2 separate regions of the Homo sapiens genome follow, and region 2 is linked to region 1. Evidence: read pairs that join two places in POLR2A ChIA-PET (ENCODE). Cell type or tissue: OCI-LY7. All regions are shown on one strand.

Region 1 (8,000 bases):
TGAACATACCCTCGCTATAGCTCTGCCATGACAAACACCAGTTATTAAGTCATCTCGTCAGGTGTTCTTGTCTCCCTTTTAAATGTTCCTCCCATTTCTGATGTCCCCACTCAAGGCTGGCACTCATCGGTTCAGAGTCACCAGGTGTCAGTGTTTCCTAGCCTGTTTTCCAATCTTGAGTCTTTTCCCACCCCAGCTCTTCCAGCATGGACATGGGTGAAACTAGGTGTGGAAGCAGACAGGTCCGACCTGCCACTTACGGCTGAGGCACCGTCACTTCTCTGAGCCTCAGCTCCCTCACCTGTGATGGGAGTAGAGAGCAGCCTGCAGAGTACCTATGAGACTGAAATCAGACAGCAGGGGGAGAGCACCATGAATGCTGATGATGCTCTTTGAATGGAAGCTGCTCTTTTTCTTTTTTGTGCGTATTTCTACTGTTCAAACATATATTGTAGCAGTTTTCTAATCAAGAATCTGCAGCAGTTTATTATTGCCTAATAGATGAAATCCACATTTTTCTTTTGTTTTTCAAGGTCTTCAGTATTCTAGGCTGAATTGCAAACTTTTTCTGTAAAGGGTCAGATAATAAATATTTTAGGCGTTATTGTGTGAAAGCAGCTGCGGGTGATATATGTGTAAATGAACATGACTGTGTTCCAGGAACGCTGTATTTGCAAAAACAGGTGTGGGCCTGGTTTGGCCCATGGGCCGTAGTTGGCCAACTCCAGCCACAATCTCAGTTCACCTTGATCTTCCACTTCCCCATGTACACCTTCCTGGAATGAGTGTCCTCCTTCTGTTTCTCTCAGGTCTTCCGCACCCCATCCCTCTGCCCATCCTCCTGGCCATACCTGTCTGGATTCCCAGCTCTTTCGCATGCTGTTCGGACTGTTTTGTCACACGCTGGCTGCCGTTCTGAAACCCTGTGGCTTTTGTGGGTGGTTGCACTCCGTAGCTTCTTACCAGAGTTGTGAGTTTATGGTGTGTTGAAGGAGCAGAGCCTTGCCAGGAAGGCCCCATCTCCACCTTGTGTGTACGCTCATGCTGCCTCACACAGACCTGGCCACCTGCTGGCTGTTGAAGTGACAGAACGTGGCATGTGATCACGGCAGCCCAGCTTGTGGTGGGTGTGGTTTTTTCTGCTTGGGCATCTGGTGGGACTGCTTCCAGGGCTGGTCTGAGGACAGTAACATGCATACGTCAGCCCCTCTGGGAATGAGGCACACATCCTCCGGTCCCCTTTGCTGTGGTCTCTTTGTCTGGGTCCTGTGCCCTTGGTGCTCCTAGACTCTGTGGTGCCAGCAAGCCTGCAGCCTCACGTCCCTCCTTTTCAATACCAGCAATGATTTCTTGATGCGTTCCCTTATTTTTTAAGGGTTTAAAGTACACTAAGCATTATAGGGCTTAGCAGGTAGAGGAGGGTGGGAAGGTGGTATTTTTTTGGTCAACTTCAGTGGGAGTTTCTGTCAGTGACTTCTGTACCAGCCTCTGCTCCTTGAGTTCCTGGGAATGTGTAAACATCTAGCATCAGTCATCAGAAAATCATTATTCGTTCCTCTGAATGACCAGCTGGTAGGATATTGGTGGCCAGTGGGCTGAGGAGGCAGTACCACTTTTTCTCGGTGTGTTGGGAATTGTCAGTTAAAAACACACTCTAGAAGGAGAACTTCATGCTGCTATTATCTCTTAAGCCACTTGGAATCAGTTGTATGTAGTTGTTGATTTGTCAAAGAGTTCATTTTTTTTGGTAGTGGAGCCATAATAAAGCTTAGCAATGCAGTTTTATAACTGAGTGTCTCATATTTTCAAATGGTTCATCTTTATCTTGACTTTACGGTTTACACATTTTTGCCATTATTTATTTCACTATAATTTCTTTGCAGATCTAGTGCACTTAAGGTATTGGAGAGACTCTAAGGAGCTCAAGATTACAGAGTAATGATAGTCCTTCTACAGTTCCCTATGAGGAGGGTAGAACACCACCACAGGTCAATCGAAAACTTACCACTTCCTGACCTTGGCAGATGTAAATGTGTGGTTATGGTTTCTTCCAGGAGAAGTGTGTGATTTAGCTGGGGAGTTAAGATGAATGTGCTGGGAACAATTTGAAAGTGATGTGAGAATGTGTCGTTAGGTGATAAATTGTGATTGTGTTAAGTGTTGTGAGGTTCAAGGCAAGTACAGATGCTTAAGGCTTGGATTGCTGGAGGGAAAACGTGAGCCTTGAGCCCCAGTGTGCCAAGTTGACAGGGAGGAGAAGAAAGGAGGGGCGTTGCAGGTGAGAGGGCGTAATGTGAGCACAGCATGAACGTGGCAGGATCATGCGTTTCACAGGACAGCCGTGAGGAGCTGCACACGTCTTCCCACAGAAGCAGCTCATACAGTGTTAGATTGTTCTGGGAGTATTCGCCCTGGTTTGAATCATCCATTTTAAATTATTTCTCTTGTTTTTTTCTTTTTCTTTTCTTTTTTTTTTTTTTTGGTCTCAATATAGCACTCTGAATAACCCTGCTGATCAAATGGATGTGATTGGAGTAGGCGGCATTGACTTTGAAGATAACATCGCCCGCTTTTCTTCAAGGGGAATGACTACCTGGGTACGCTCTTCTTTGCTAAATAATTGTATTTAGCTGGACAAACTACTGTGGCTAGTGGCACCGGTTGTTGACGAGCCTTGGGGTGTATTTGTAAGTGCACAGACACCCTCACATTCACATGGGAATAGCCGGGGCTGTGAGTGCCTGCCCAGCCGTGAGGACGAGAGATCTGGGCCCCGTCAGCATCTGCCACTTCACTCTGGCAAGTCCACAGCTGCTGTGATGAGCACCGGCTGATTCTAAGCGGTGTTTCCCAGTTTAACTTATTAATTGATTTCTGAGGAACTCACCTTTAGGTGAATTGGGTTCCTGCCCGTTTACCCTATCTAGTAGTGGTAAGCAGTCCTCCTCAGTGGTAGGTGAGATGATATTTTTTGGGGGAGGGGAGCCTTAAGAAGTTGGAGAAACCATTGAGAACAGCTTAATATCAACTCTGCTAACACAGAAACAATTGTATTTAGCTGGACAAATTCAAAATAACTGCTACAGTTAATAATTCAGCTGTTTGGGGTTTAATTATGCAGCACATTCACCCACCTTTACCTGTCAAAGTTTGATGAAAAATTAGACGCTCGTGCAGAACAGCAGTTGGGCACCTTTGCCCTCGCTGTGGCCGAGGGGAGCATCTGCCCTTCTCATTCTTCAGGGTCAGAGCATCTCTTGGTGTTTAACGTCACATGCCACACTCGGAGGCCTCAGATAAGTCCCTGGAAAGATTCCCAACTGCCTGGGAACACTGTGGGCCTCGTCCACACTGTAGCCACTTTACAGGATAGCCTTCTGCCTGAGCCTTTGTCCTGTGACAGCGTCAGCCCCCAGCGTCCCCGCCACTCAGCCCCACCAGGGGTCCCCGCCTCCCACACTCACGTGCCTCTTCCTGGAGCTGACCTGTTGGCTGGGGACCATTCTCTCATGTGACAGTCTGTGCAGGGCAGGCTGCGTGTCCTCCCATCCACGCTCCCTCAGCATGTTCCTTGTGCTGCCGGATAATGGGAAACTGCATCCACCACTTTGTCCCCAGCTCCCTGTGTAAATGCTCTCACCGAACTGTGGTGAGATGTCATCCACTTTGTCCCCAGCTCCCCGTGTAAACGCTTTCACCAAACCGTGATGAGATGTCACGTCCATGGCCTTCATCACCAGCCAGCTTTTTAATGGCATTTGAGAAATGTCCTTCCATCATCACAGCTGCAGTGGAGGATGCCTTTACTCGGTATCCCAGTATGTGCATCCATGGTCCTTGGGTTTGATGGTCAGAAAAGGGCTTCCCTTCAAATTGGGCTCCTGTTTTCTGACAGAATATGAGATCCTATTCTAATTTTCGTTTTGCCCCAATTCTTAAGAAGCTTAAGCAAGTACTTATTAAAACGTTATCCCAAGTTAGTCGTGTGGTTATCTTGTTCCTTCTCAGTGGTTTCTTATTTCCTCTTTTACAACCGTTTGAAACATCCACTCATACCGTGTACTTTTTTCCTTGTAAAGAAACATGTTTGGGTTTTTTTACATTTTAATTTTCTAATTTTTCTAACATATTTCTAATTTTAACTTATCTAGAGATAAAGCAGTTTCCAGTTTCTGGTCTTGGTGATAAGCCAGTGTCCACTTTCCAGTCTGGCATGTCAGCAAAATTAAAATACTTATCTTTTAATTGCTTTATGCCTTTGCCATTGTTCTGGTTGTTATAAAATATATTTTTAAAAATTTACTTTCTACATTATCGTTTAAGCTTATTTTCTGTATTGTAGTGAATTTCTTTGTTTTTTTCTCTTTTTTTTTGGGGGGGGGGCGGGTGCGGGGCTGAGGGGGACAGGATCTCACTGTGTTGCCCAGGCTGGAGTGCAGTGGCACAATCACGGCTCCCTGCAGCCTTGACCTCCCGGGCTCAGGTGATCCTCCTGAGTAGCCGGGACTACAGGCTTGTGCCACTACATCTGGCTAATTTTTGTATTTTTTGTGGAGATGGGGGTCTTACTGTGTAGCCCAGGCTAGTCTGGAACTCCTGGGCTCAAGCAGTCCACCTGCCTCGGCCTCCCAGAGTGTTGGGATTACAGGTGTGAGCCTTGCGCCTGGCCTGGAGTGAATTTCAGACTAAAACCAGTACCTTCCTAAGGTTATACAGTTTTTAACTAACCCATATCTCTGTTCTGATTTGATTCACTCATGATTGCATGCGGCTGTATGCCAATGTGCGAGATGTAGCAACCAAGCTGCTTTTATTCATAGGAGCTACCAGGAGGCTACGGTCGCATGAAACCTGACATTGTCACCTATGGTGCTGGCGTGCGGGGTTCTGGCGTGAAAGGGGGGTGCCGGGCCCTCTCAGGGACCAGTGTTGCTTCTCCAGTGGTTGCAGGTGCTGTCACCTTGTTAGTGAGGTGAGTGCTGCCCCCTAGAGACCAGTAGCTCCCACGTCAGGACAGGAGCACTCGGTGCCAGCAGAGCAGGAGTCGTGTCTTGCTTCTGCCCTGTCTTGGGTTTGAGAGCTTAGGCCCTTCACAGCCTTGCTCTGTCTCTCCTTCTTCATCTCTGCAAAGAGGTAGGAGTCACTTCTTTTATAGTTAGATGAAGTGAATGTGAACACACTTTATAAGCCTAAGTAAACAAAGTGCTGATAGGCAAAATAACCTGTTTCTTTATGTTTGTGTTCTGTTTTCTAATATCCCATTTATGTGCTAGAACTGTGATTTTTATATCCAAGCAAGCATAAATATCAGGCAGGGAACAAATAGTAAGATATTTCCCTGCCATATATCCTCCATTTCCTTGGGGATTCACTTTAAAAAAGAAAAACAAAAAACAAATCCTACTGCGTATATGTAAGATATACAACATGATGTTATGGAATACATATAGATAGTAAAAAGGAGGTTACTCTAGTGAAACGAATGAACACATCCATCTTCTCACAGTGTTACCCATTTGTTGTTTTTGTGAAGGGGACTCACCTTTTAATGTTCTCTATAGCAAAGGATGTCAGAGCCACCAGGGACTGACAGTCACCACTCTGCTTTGTCTCACTGAATCTCATGCAGTTGGAATGGAGCTTAGTGACTGGCCCTTAATCTTGCAGATAATGAAACTGGAAGAAAGTTCTCAAGGAGGCCGGGTGCGGTGGCTCACACCTGTAATCCCAGCATTTTGGGAGGCTGAGGCAGCAGGTCACCTGAGGTCAGGAGTTCAAGACCAGCCTGATCAACATGGTGAAACCCTGTCTCTACTAAAAATTACAAGTTAGCCAGGTGTGGTGGTGGGCGGCTGTAATCCCAGCTACTCAGGAGATTGAGGCAGGAAAATTGCTTGAACCCGGGAGGAGGAGGCTGCAGTGAACTGAGATCGTGCCACTGCACTCCAGCCTGGGTGACAGAGCAACACTCTGTCTCAATCAGCCAATCAATCAATAAAGTTCTCCAAGCGAGTAGACCAGAGTTGATGTTCACATGTTCTCACTTTCATCGGTGGCCCGTGTTTCTTTACTCTCAGTTGTAAAAGGATGTCTTTGGGGCTGGCATTTATCTTGTTACTGTATTTTCCCCAAAAATAAATTGTACTTCTTCTATCTAGATGAAGTTTTAGTTGAGTGTTGTGATAACACACAAAACTCTGCGTATTTGGAAGTTATTCTATGCTAATTTAAAAATTAATTAATATAGGCAAATAGTATTAAATGTCTTTATATTTTAAGTTCTCTTTAAGTAAATTGAATATTGATTTCAGCTTCTGATGCCAGATATTATTTTGTTAGTAATCCTTAATAAAGCTAGATACTTGGCTGGTTGTGGTAGCTCACACCTGTAATCCCAGCACTTTGGGAGGCCAAGGCAGGAGGATTGTTTGAGGCTAGTAGTTTGAGAGCAGCTGGGGCAACATAGTGAGACCTCATCTCTACCAAAAAAAAAAAAGGGGTAGATATCCATCTCTTTCCTCCTTTCTCTGTTCTTCCCTTACAGTTTGCAGCCAAATTCTTGAGAATGTTGACATTGGCCAGACTGGCCTTTGGAGAATAACCATGTGCTTGCTGGAAACACTGTCTTCTCTTGCCGTTGTTTTCCTCTCTCCAGTGTTATATCAAGTGAGGAACAGAGTGGAGGGAAGGTGGATAGTGGGCTACCTGGCCTGTTTGCACACTTGTATTTGCCAGGTGGAGAGAATTCAGTTAGGGCTGCAGCTTCTAATGTTGTTGATTCTGGAAACAGAAAATACTGGTTCATTTCTCCTAAACGCCATGATTGTTAGCAGGAAGTGAGGGCTCTGCCTTCACTGTTGAGCCCGTCAGCTCTCTGCTGTTGAGTAAGCGGGCAGCCGAGGGGTTGTTCCTTTTCCCAGCAGCTTCTTTAAGTACAGATATTTTCAGCAACAAGGAAGCCTTTCAGTCTCCTCATCTCCCTGCAGCAGATGAAACTGCCGTTGTGATCTCTGTGTGTGACAGTCGCTCATAATGGAAGCCGAGCAGCAGTGGCGGGCCTCCCGAGCTCCAGCCTGATGATGCTGTGAAAGGCAGTGGAACGCAACCCTTGAGTTCACTTTATAGGCAGGAAGAGGAGGAAGATTGTTGACCCATAGCTTTGAGCACTTCTTTTCTTCTGTCATTAAGAATCTACTTTATCTCCTCTACTTATGTCAGATTTCCCATTTAGAAAACCTGCCTAGACTCCAACACCAAACATCATCACATACGAATATTTAGGAACTTAGGAGAGTTAAGTTTTCCTTTTTTGTGTACTGATATTCCCACCTCAATTTTAGGAATTAAAATTCACTTGTATTTATAATACATAAATACACAAAAATGGATGTTGTAACGCTAGTATCACCAGGCTAAGTTCCTAGCCAGGTCACACTGTGTGTTAAAGCTTGTTCAGATGCATTCTCATGGTGAAACTGAAGGTGGCCTTAGGTCTATGTCGTTCTGAAAGGCATCATCCATCAGGGTGGCTCATCCCAGACAAGCCTCCCAATCTGGAAACAAAAAGGCAAGGATTGGCTTTGGAGGCGGCGGTCCTCACTCAGACCTGTGCCTCCTGCTAGTCCTGTGTCGTGGCCCCTCCCCAGGATCTGAATGTGCTCCTCCTTCTCCCAGCCAGGCGGTGTCCCATGGCATCTTCTTCCTGTGACCAGCAGGCTTCCTCTCCCCAGAGGAGTCAGTACCTCCTATACATTCATGCCTTCTGCAGCCTATGTGGTTGTTTAGTTGAATTATCACAAAAATATGTGTTACTGATGCATTTAGCATAAGTGGGTCCCGTAGAAGGTTGCGGAGTGGTCAGTCCTGGATTGGGTACAGAGATGAGTGTGCACTCATTCTCTCATGCAGGCTGTGCCAGACAAGCACCTGTTGGATACTAAACAAGACTGCAGGCCTCTTGTGTGCACGTTTGTAGGTTAGGTTTTAGTGGTCCAATTTCC
Region 2 (8,000 bases), 84 kb before region 1:
AGTTCTCCTGCCTCAGCCTCCCGAGTAGCTGGGATTATAGGCACCTGCCACCACGCCCAGCTAATTTTATTTTTTTTATTTTTTATGTTTTTGTATTTTTAGTAGAGATGGGGTTTCACCATGTTGGCCAGGCTGGTCTCAAACTCCTGACTTCATGTGATCCACCCACCTTGGCCTCCCAAAGTGCTGGGATTACAGGTGTAAGCCTCCACACCTGGCCTTTGTTTCTTTTTTTTACATAGCTCCAGAAAACTAGAAACCCACTGTGAATTCTGACCGTGATCACTTTAACTCTTTTTTTCTTTTTTGAGATGGAGTCTCGCTCTGTCGCCCAGGTTGGAGTGCAGTGGCGTGATCTCGGCTCACTGCAAGCTCCACCTCCCAGGTTCCTGCCATTCTCCTGCCTCAGCCTCCCAAGTAGCTGGGACTACAGGTGCCCATCACCACACCTGGCTAATTTTTTTCTATTTTTAGTAGAGATGGGTTTTCACCATGTTAGCCAGGATGGTCTCGATCTCCTGACCTCGTGATCCAGCCACCTCGGCCTCCCAAAGTGCTGGGATTACAGGCGTAAGCCACCATGCCTGGCCGATCACTTTAACTCCTACTGGGCCATGTGAAATTCTGAAGTTTGAACATTAGAAACACCAGTTTAGAAGAAGTTTAACAAGGAAGTGGGCAGGGGACCACCTCTCCAAGGTATAAGGTCAGAGGTACCCAGAAATGCCTCTCCTATTCGTGCCCCATCAAAGGACAGTTCTTGGGGGGTTGTGAGACAATGTGTGAATTCCCATGGTACCATTCTTGTGGGCCTAAGCATTTGAGACTGTCAACAAAATGGGAAGAGCTTCAGGGAAGAGTGACAGGCAAGGCTGCGATCAAACATTCACTCAAGGGGATGGGACACTGAACCGTCACACCTCCATGAGCCAGAAGGCCAGTGAGAGCCTAAGCTACCTGCTGGGCGGTGTCCACGGAGGGGGGAAAAGATACAATGTATAAAGATACAATGTAACTGATGATACAATGTAACTCTCACCACGAATTTGGATAAGGCAACTAGTCAGAACCACTTAGCAAGATAGCTTCTTTGGCAAAAAGGAATCAAGAGTTTGGTAGACATGGTTCAAGGGTAGCGATTTGGGTCAGGGCTCCCCAAACTTGAGCATGCATGTGCACGAATCACCTAGGGCAGTGCATGAAAGTTGGATTCTAATCAGTGGGCCTGGGGTGAGGCCTGGGAGTCTGCATTTCTAACCAGCGCCCCAGAAATGCCAGGCCTGCCGGCCCAAGGACCACACTTGGGGTATCGAGGGTCTCCAAAGTCTGCATCTGATTACCTATTTTACTAACAGTAAAACTGATACTTATCTCCAAGATTAAATACTTCATGTACATCAATGCAGAATGTCTCCTTTGTCTCCAGTCTAATGGTTTCTAAATCTTCCGTTCTCGTTCCATCAAGTTCTGTAACGAATACACCCTCAGTGGCCACAGCCTGGGGAGTCGGTTCTAAAGAGCAACAACAAGTCTTGGAGTTAGTTTAACACACGGCAGGCAGATGGACGAGCCTACGGTGAAGATGGGCTCCCAAGGGCCGGGCTCGGTGGCTCATGCCTGTAATCCCAACACTTTGGGGGGCCAAGGTGGGCGGATCACAAGGTCAGAAGTTTGAGTCCAGCCTGGCCAACACAGTGAAACCCCCGTGTCTATTAAAAATGCAAAAATTAGCCAGGTGTGGTGGCGGGCACCTGTAGTCTCAGCTACTTGGGAGGCTGAGGCAGGAGAATAGCTTGAACCTGGGAGAGGGAGGTTGCAATGAGCCGAGATTGTGCCACTGCACTCCAGCCTGGGTGATAGAGCGAGACTTCATCTCAAAAAAAAAAAAAAAAGACAAAAACCCTCCTCAGGGCCCAAAGGCCAGCCTCCATGACAAACACGGCAGCTCACCACAGGCTTCTGTCTGCTGGAAAAAGAACGGAACGGCTGCCCTTTTCTGTAATCTGGAGGCGAATCCCATGAGATGAAGAGCACCGGCCAGGAGTCAAAGCAGCAGCCGCAGGAATCTTGGAAATGGCAGCCGACTGCAGGGTGACAAGGGATGCCAGCAGGGGCGACTCGCTCAGAGACGGAGGGGCAGGCTTCACAGCCCACCGCCAGCCTGTCCCTCAGCCAGGCACACGCCCCTCCTGCTGCACCAGGGTCAGAGCTTGTGCAGTTTCATAACTGTGAGATCGCCTGAGGAATGTGGAATCGCGAGGAGCCCCTTCCTCATCCAGGCCCCTACTTTTCCTTTTTATTTACTTATTTTTATTTTGTTGATACAGGGTCTCACTCTGTCACCCCGGCTGGAGTGCAGTGGTGCAATCTCAGCTCACTGCAGCCTCGACCTCCCATCCCCTTCCCCTCCCACCTCAGCCTCCCAAGTAGCTGGGACTACAAGTGGTCACCACTATGCCCAGCTAATTTATTGTTTTTTGTAGAGGCTTGGGGGTTGCGGGGAAGGGGGCTTCTCACTATGTTGGCCAGGCTGGTCTCGAACTCCCGGCCTCAAGCAATCTGCCTGCCTCGGCCTCCCACAGTGCTGGGATTACATGTGTGAGCCACCTCGCAAGGCCTGCCCCTACTTTTCCCCCGGGCTGTATCCTTGGGTCCTGTGCTCTGATCCCTCCATTGCTCTCGGGGCTTCGTTTATGTCAGAGATGAATGGCCTACCTTTCACCAGTAAAAAGTTACCGTTCAGCCATGTCAAATACATACTGGATTTTGATGACTTAATTTTTGAAAAAAGTAAAATAGCTCACTGATAATTTTTATATTGATTCCATGTTAACATGATTATATTTTTTATATATTGCGTTAAATTAAACATGTCATTAATAGTTTTACTGTTTTTTTACTTTTTACTTTTTAATTAATTTATTAATCAATTTATTTTTTGAGGGAGGGTCTCACTCTGTCACCCAGGCTGGAGTGCAGTGGCACAATCTTGGCTCACTGCAGCCTCAACCTCTGGGGCTCAAGCAATCCTCTTGCCTCAGCCTCCTGAGTAGCTGGGACTACAGGGGCACACCACAATTCCCAGCTAATTTTTGTAGTTTTGGTAGGGATGAGGTCTCTGTATTTCTGAGGCTGGTCTGAAACTCCTGGCCTCAATCAGTCCTTCTGCCTTGGCCTCCCAAAGTTCCTTTTGCTTTTTTAAATAGAGCTATTAGAGAATCTAGTAGTGGCTCCTGTTCCATTTCTGTTGGGCAGCCCTGTTCTAGAAAACAAGATAACTAGTGTCCATTATCTTCTAGAAACAGCAATACAGAAGAAGTGAAACTCAGGCCCCAGGTCCCACAGAGACGTGAGTCGAAGGCTGGGGCTCCCTGAGAGGTGTGTGTGTCTGTGTGTGTTTCTCCGCTCACATTACCTTCCCTGGCAGCTCCCAGGGGCGGTGGTGGTGGGGCCTCAGCTGGGAGGGTCCCCTCTGGCTCTCGATCTCCATCCTCTCCTTTAACCTTCACAGGCGGTGACAGTAGCAGGGTCTCAGCTGGGAGGGTCCCCTCTGGCTCTTGATCTCCATCCTCTCCTTTAACCTCCACAGGTGGCGGGGGTGGTGGGGCCTCAGCTGGGAGGGTCCCCTCTGGCTCTCCATCTCCGTCCTCTCCTTTAACCTCCACAGGTGACGACAGTAGCAGGGTCTCAGCTGGGAGGGTCCCCTCTGGCTCTGGACCTCCATCCTCTCTTTTAGCCTCCACAGGCGGCTCCTCTCCACTTGGCTTTTCCGGGCAGAGCTCGTCCTTGGCCTCAAAGCTTTCCTTAACAAATAGCTCCATCTTCTGCCTTGTTTCTCTGTCCCCGGGAGGCTCCTCCTTGCCTTCCGCACTGGCGGGCACATTCTCACCATCATCTGAAGATGTCATCTCCCCTAATGGCAGAAAATGCAAAGGTGAATGTGGGAGTGTCCTGGGAGGACAAGGGTGTTTGTGGGTACATCAAGGGCTCACAGCAAACTTCTGAGACCAGGGAAAAGGTCAGGAACACAGTTAAAAAAGTGTCCTCAAGGGGCTGGGCGCGGTGGCTCGTGCCTGTAATCCCAGCACTTTGGGAGGCCGAGGAGGGTGGATCACTTGAGGCCAGGAGTTCAAAACCAGGCTGGCCAACATGACGAAACCCCATCTCCACTAAAAATACAAAAAATTACTCGGATGTGGTGGCACGTGCCTGTAGCCCCAGCTACTCAAGAGGCTGAGGCAGGAGAATCGCTTGAACCTGGGAGGTGGAGGCTGCAGTGAGCCAAGATCGCGCCACTGCACTCCAGCCTGGGAGACAGAGCGAGACTCTGTCTCCAAAAAAAATTATAAATAAATAAGGAACATAGTTTAAAAAGTGTCCTCGAGGCGCTGGGCATGGTAGCTCATGCTTGTAATCCCAGCATTTTGGGAGGCCCAGGCAGGTGGATCATTTGACATCAGGAGTTCAAAACCAGCCTGACAAACATGGTGAAACCTCATCTCTAGTGAAAAAAAAATACAAAAAAATAATAATAGCTGGGCGGGGTGGCACATGCCTATAATCCCAGCTACTAGAGAGACTGAGGCAGGAGAAGCGCTTGAACCCAGGAGACAGAGGTTGCAGTGAGTCACCGCATTGTAGTCTGGGTGATGAAGTGAGACTCTCTAAAAAAAAAAAAAAAAAAAAAAAAAAAAGTATCCTTGAGGGATGTTCATTAGTGTTGTTTATAATGGATAATAATGGGAGCCAAATGCCTACGGAAGGCACTGCCAAGCACAGCCCTTTAATGGAACAGGTCACAGCTATCAAGAAAATAGAATGCAGGCAGTTCTTAGGAGATGCACGCTGAAGCACTGGGGGTTTAAGGGCTGTGACGTTTGCCTTTATCTTCAAATGGTTCAGGGGAAAAGCAAAGTGTGTGTGTGTGTGTGTGTGTGTGTGTGTATGTGGCAAATGTGTAGCAAATTATGAAAAACCACAGAATCTATTAATAAATGCAGACATACAGCTATCCGTTTTACTATTCTTTCAGCTTTTCTGAAAATTTTTAACATTTCAAAACAAAAAGTTAGGAAAAGACAATATATGCAGTAAGAAAATGTCTATTGTATGGAAAATAGTTATAGTATGCTAATTCAAAAGACTAGACAGGAAGCAACATATTTCTGCCATTTTTATATAAAAATGTATGTGTGGCCAGGTGCAGTGGCTCACGTCTGTAATCCCAGCACTTTGGGAGGCCGAGGCGGGAGGACTGCTTGAGGCCAGGAGTTCGAGACCAGCTTGGCCAACATAGCAAGGCCCTGTCTCTAAAAAATAAAAATAAAAATATTAGTCAAAGGTGTTCACACCTTAATGTCAGAATATGAATACGTTACCTTACACGGACAAAGGAACTGTGCAGATGTGATTAGGATCTAGAACCCTGAGATCAGGAAATTGTCCTGGGTTATCCAGGCAGGTTCAAAAGAATCACAAGAGCCCTCAGAATAGGGAGGCAGGAGCGTCAGAGTCAGAATGAGGCTGGAAGATGCCACACTGCTGGCATGGAAGTTGGAAGAAGGGGCCACGAGCCAGGGAACGCAGGCGGCCTCTAGGAGGTGAGAAAGGCAAGGAAGCGGGTTCTCCCCTGGGGCCCCCAGAAGGTACACAACCCTGAGACACCTCGATTTTAGCTCAGTGAAACCCATTTTGGGCTTCTGACCCACAGAACTGCAATAGGGTAAAACAGATTTGTGGGGTTTTTTTTTTTTTGAGATGGAGTTTCGCTCTTGTCGCCCAGGCTGGAGTGCGATGGTGCGATCTCGGCTCGCTGCAACCTCTGCCTCCCAGGTTCAAGCAATTCTCCTGCCTCAGCCTCCCAAGTAGCTGGGATTATAGGCTTGTGCCACCACGCCCAGCTAATTTTTTCTATTTTTAGTAGAGACGGGGTTTCTCCATGTTGTTCAGGCTGGTCTCCAACTCCTTACCTCAGGTGATCCACCCGCCTCAGCCTCCCAAAGTGCTGGGATTACAGGCATGAGCCACCACACCCGGCCAGATTTGTATTCTTTTAAGCCACTAATTTTGTGGTAATTTGTTGTGGCAGCTGTGAAATTACAAGATACATAGATCTCTGAAACAGAGCTCCTAAAACCCCTGTACATAGGGGTGCTAGGAGGCTCTTTTGTTCTAATATTTGGTCTTCAACCCCAGTTTCCTGACACAGAGCTCCTAAGACCTGCATCCAGAGTGACAGGCACATCTTTTGTTCGAATGGGGCGGCTCTTGGGGGTGGGGTGGCTTCTGGAGCACAGAGACCAAGCCATGATAAGAGGCTTGGAGCTTTCAGCTGGGGCTTCAGAGAGGGCAGAGGGGCTGGAAATGGAGCTAATCATCCATCATGCCCACGTGCTGGAGCTTCTGGAAAACCCCCTAAACTGTGGGGTTCAGAGAGCTTCCAAGTTGCTGAACACTGGAGTTACCTGGAGCGGGGTGTGGCCAGAGAGGGTATGAAGCTCCGCCCCTTCCCACAGACCCTTCCCTAAGCTCCACTTCATCTTGCTGTTCATCTGCATCCCTTATTTTATCCTTTATTAATATAATAACCCAGAAAATATAAGTGTTCTCTGGAGTTCTGTGAGCCATCATAGCAAATTATCAAACCCAAAGAGAGGGTCATGGGAACCCTAATTTTATAGCCATTCTGTTAGAAGTACAGGCGACACCCTGAGACTCGCGGTTGGCATTGGAAGTGGAGAGTCATCTTGCGAGACCATTGCCCATCACTTGTGCGGTTAGTGTCAGGATGGAAATGAATTGCAGGACAGCCGGCTGGTGTCAGAGAATTGGTGGGTGTGGGGACACCCTGCACATTGCGTGACCACAAGTGTGCTGAGTGTTGAGAGTGTGGGAGAAGAAAACAACCTATTTGAGTTTTCCTACTTTCAGCAGCCGCAGAAAACTAATACATCATTTATTTTGAAAAACTGTTCCAATCAGTAAAAGTGGTTTGAAACAGCTCATCACTGTTTGAGGTTCTCACTGGTGCTGGCAGGTAGGTGAGGCCAACTGCAGATGGATCTGCAGGTTGTGAGGAAATGGTTTTAAAAAAATCCCTGGCCAGGTGCAGCAGCTCATGCCTATAATCCCAGCACTTTGGGAAGCCAAGGTGGGTGGAGCACTTGAGCCCAGGAGTTTGAGACCAGCGTGGGCAACATAGTAAGACCCCATCTCTACAGAAATTCTTTTTTTTAATTAGCTAAGCATGGTGGTGCACACCTGTAGTCCCAGCCACTTAGGAAGCTGAGGTGAGAGGATCACTTGAGGCAGAGGTTGCAGTGAGCCAAGATTGTGCCACTGCACTCTAGCCTGGGCAACAGAGTAAGATCCTGTCCCAACCAAAAAAAAAAAAAAAAAAAAGAAAAAAAGAAAATCCAAGGCTGGGCACAGTGGCTCACGCCTGTAATCCCAGCACTTTGGGAAGCCAAGGCAGGCAGATCACTTGAAGCCAGGAGTTCGAGACGAGCCTGGACAACATGGCGAAATCCCATCTCTACTAAAAATACAAAAACTAGCCAGGCATGGTGGTACGTGCCCATAATCCCAGCTCTGGGGAGGCTGAGGCACGAGAATTGCTTGAACCCGGGAGACAGAAGTTGCAGTGAGCCAAGATCACACTGCTGCACTCCAACTTTGCAACCTCAGTGACAGAGCAAGACTCTGTCTAAAAAAAAAAAAAAAAAAAAAAAAAAATTCCCAAGATTAAAGACTGGGTTTGAGAGCTTAGACTTGCCTAATCTCAAAGGAACTCTGGGGCTGTTGTCTTCGGCCGAGCGCATACCTCTCTCTTGACTCTCTCTCTGTCTTTTCCTCTCCTCTGCCCGCTGCTTGATCATGGCCAAGGCTTCAATGCTGTCTGTGATCTTCTTCCGCTCCCTGCTCTCCCACTGCTGTCTCTCCTCCTTTTCAGCTGCGTACCCTCCCCTAGCCCAGGCCTCCGCACAAGCTCTGTTTAAAAA

What was found. Peaks named below come from ENCODE experiments on the same cell type or tissue, not always from the same donor. Only the 100,000 strongest peaks of a DNase experiment are listed, where the experiment ranks them.
Region 2: POLR2A ChIA-PET joins it to region 1 with 12 read pairs; 5 of 35 experiments call an interaction of 5 or more read pairs at or near these places.

Annotation. Positions count from the first base shown.
Region 1 is chr16:84,081,955-84,089,954 of GRCh38, reverse strand. It overlaps MBTPS1 (membrane bound transcription factor peptidase, site 1), which reads left to right. Exons shown (of 23, transcript NM_003791.4): 9 at 2,495-2,597; 10 at 4,821-4,972. Among named protein-coding and RNA genes, the nearest start is that of MBTPS1, 31 kb to the left of the region's middle. RefSeq lists a silencer at 4,975-5,024. In OCI-LY7, CTCF peaks have their summits at 1,076 (motif pointing left), 3,371, 4,773, 4,980 (motif pointing left) and 1 weaker place; DNase peaks (open chromatin) are centred at 1,064, 3,974 and 4,984; H3K4me3 peaks cover 1,253 bases; H3K27ac peaks cover 4,958 bases.
Region 2 is chr16:84,165,772-84,173,771 of GRCh38, reverse strand. It overlaps DNAAF1 (dynein axonemal assembly factor 1), which reads right to left. Exons shown (of 12, transcript NM_178452.6): 7 at 7,823-7,989; 8 at 3,416-3,913; 9 at 1,397-1,512. Among named protein-coding and RNA genes, the nearest start is that of TAF1C, 17 kb to the left of the region's middle. In OCI-LY7, no CTCF peak of the experiment used is centred here; no DNase peak of the experiment used is centred here.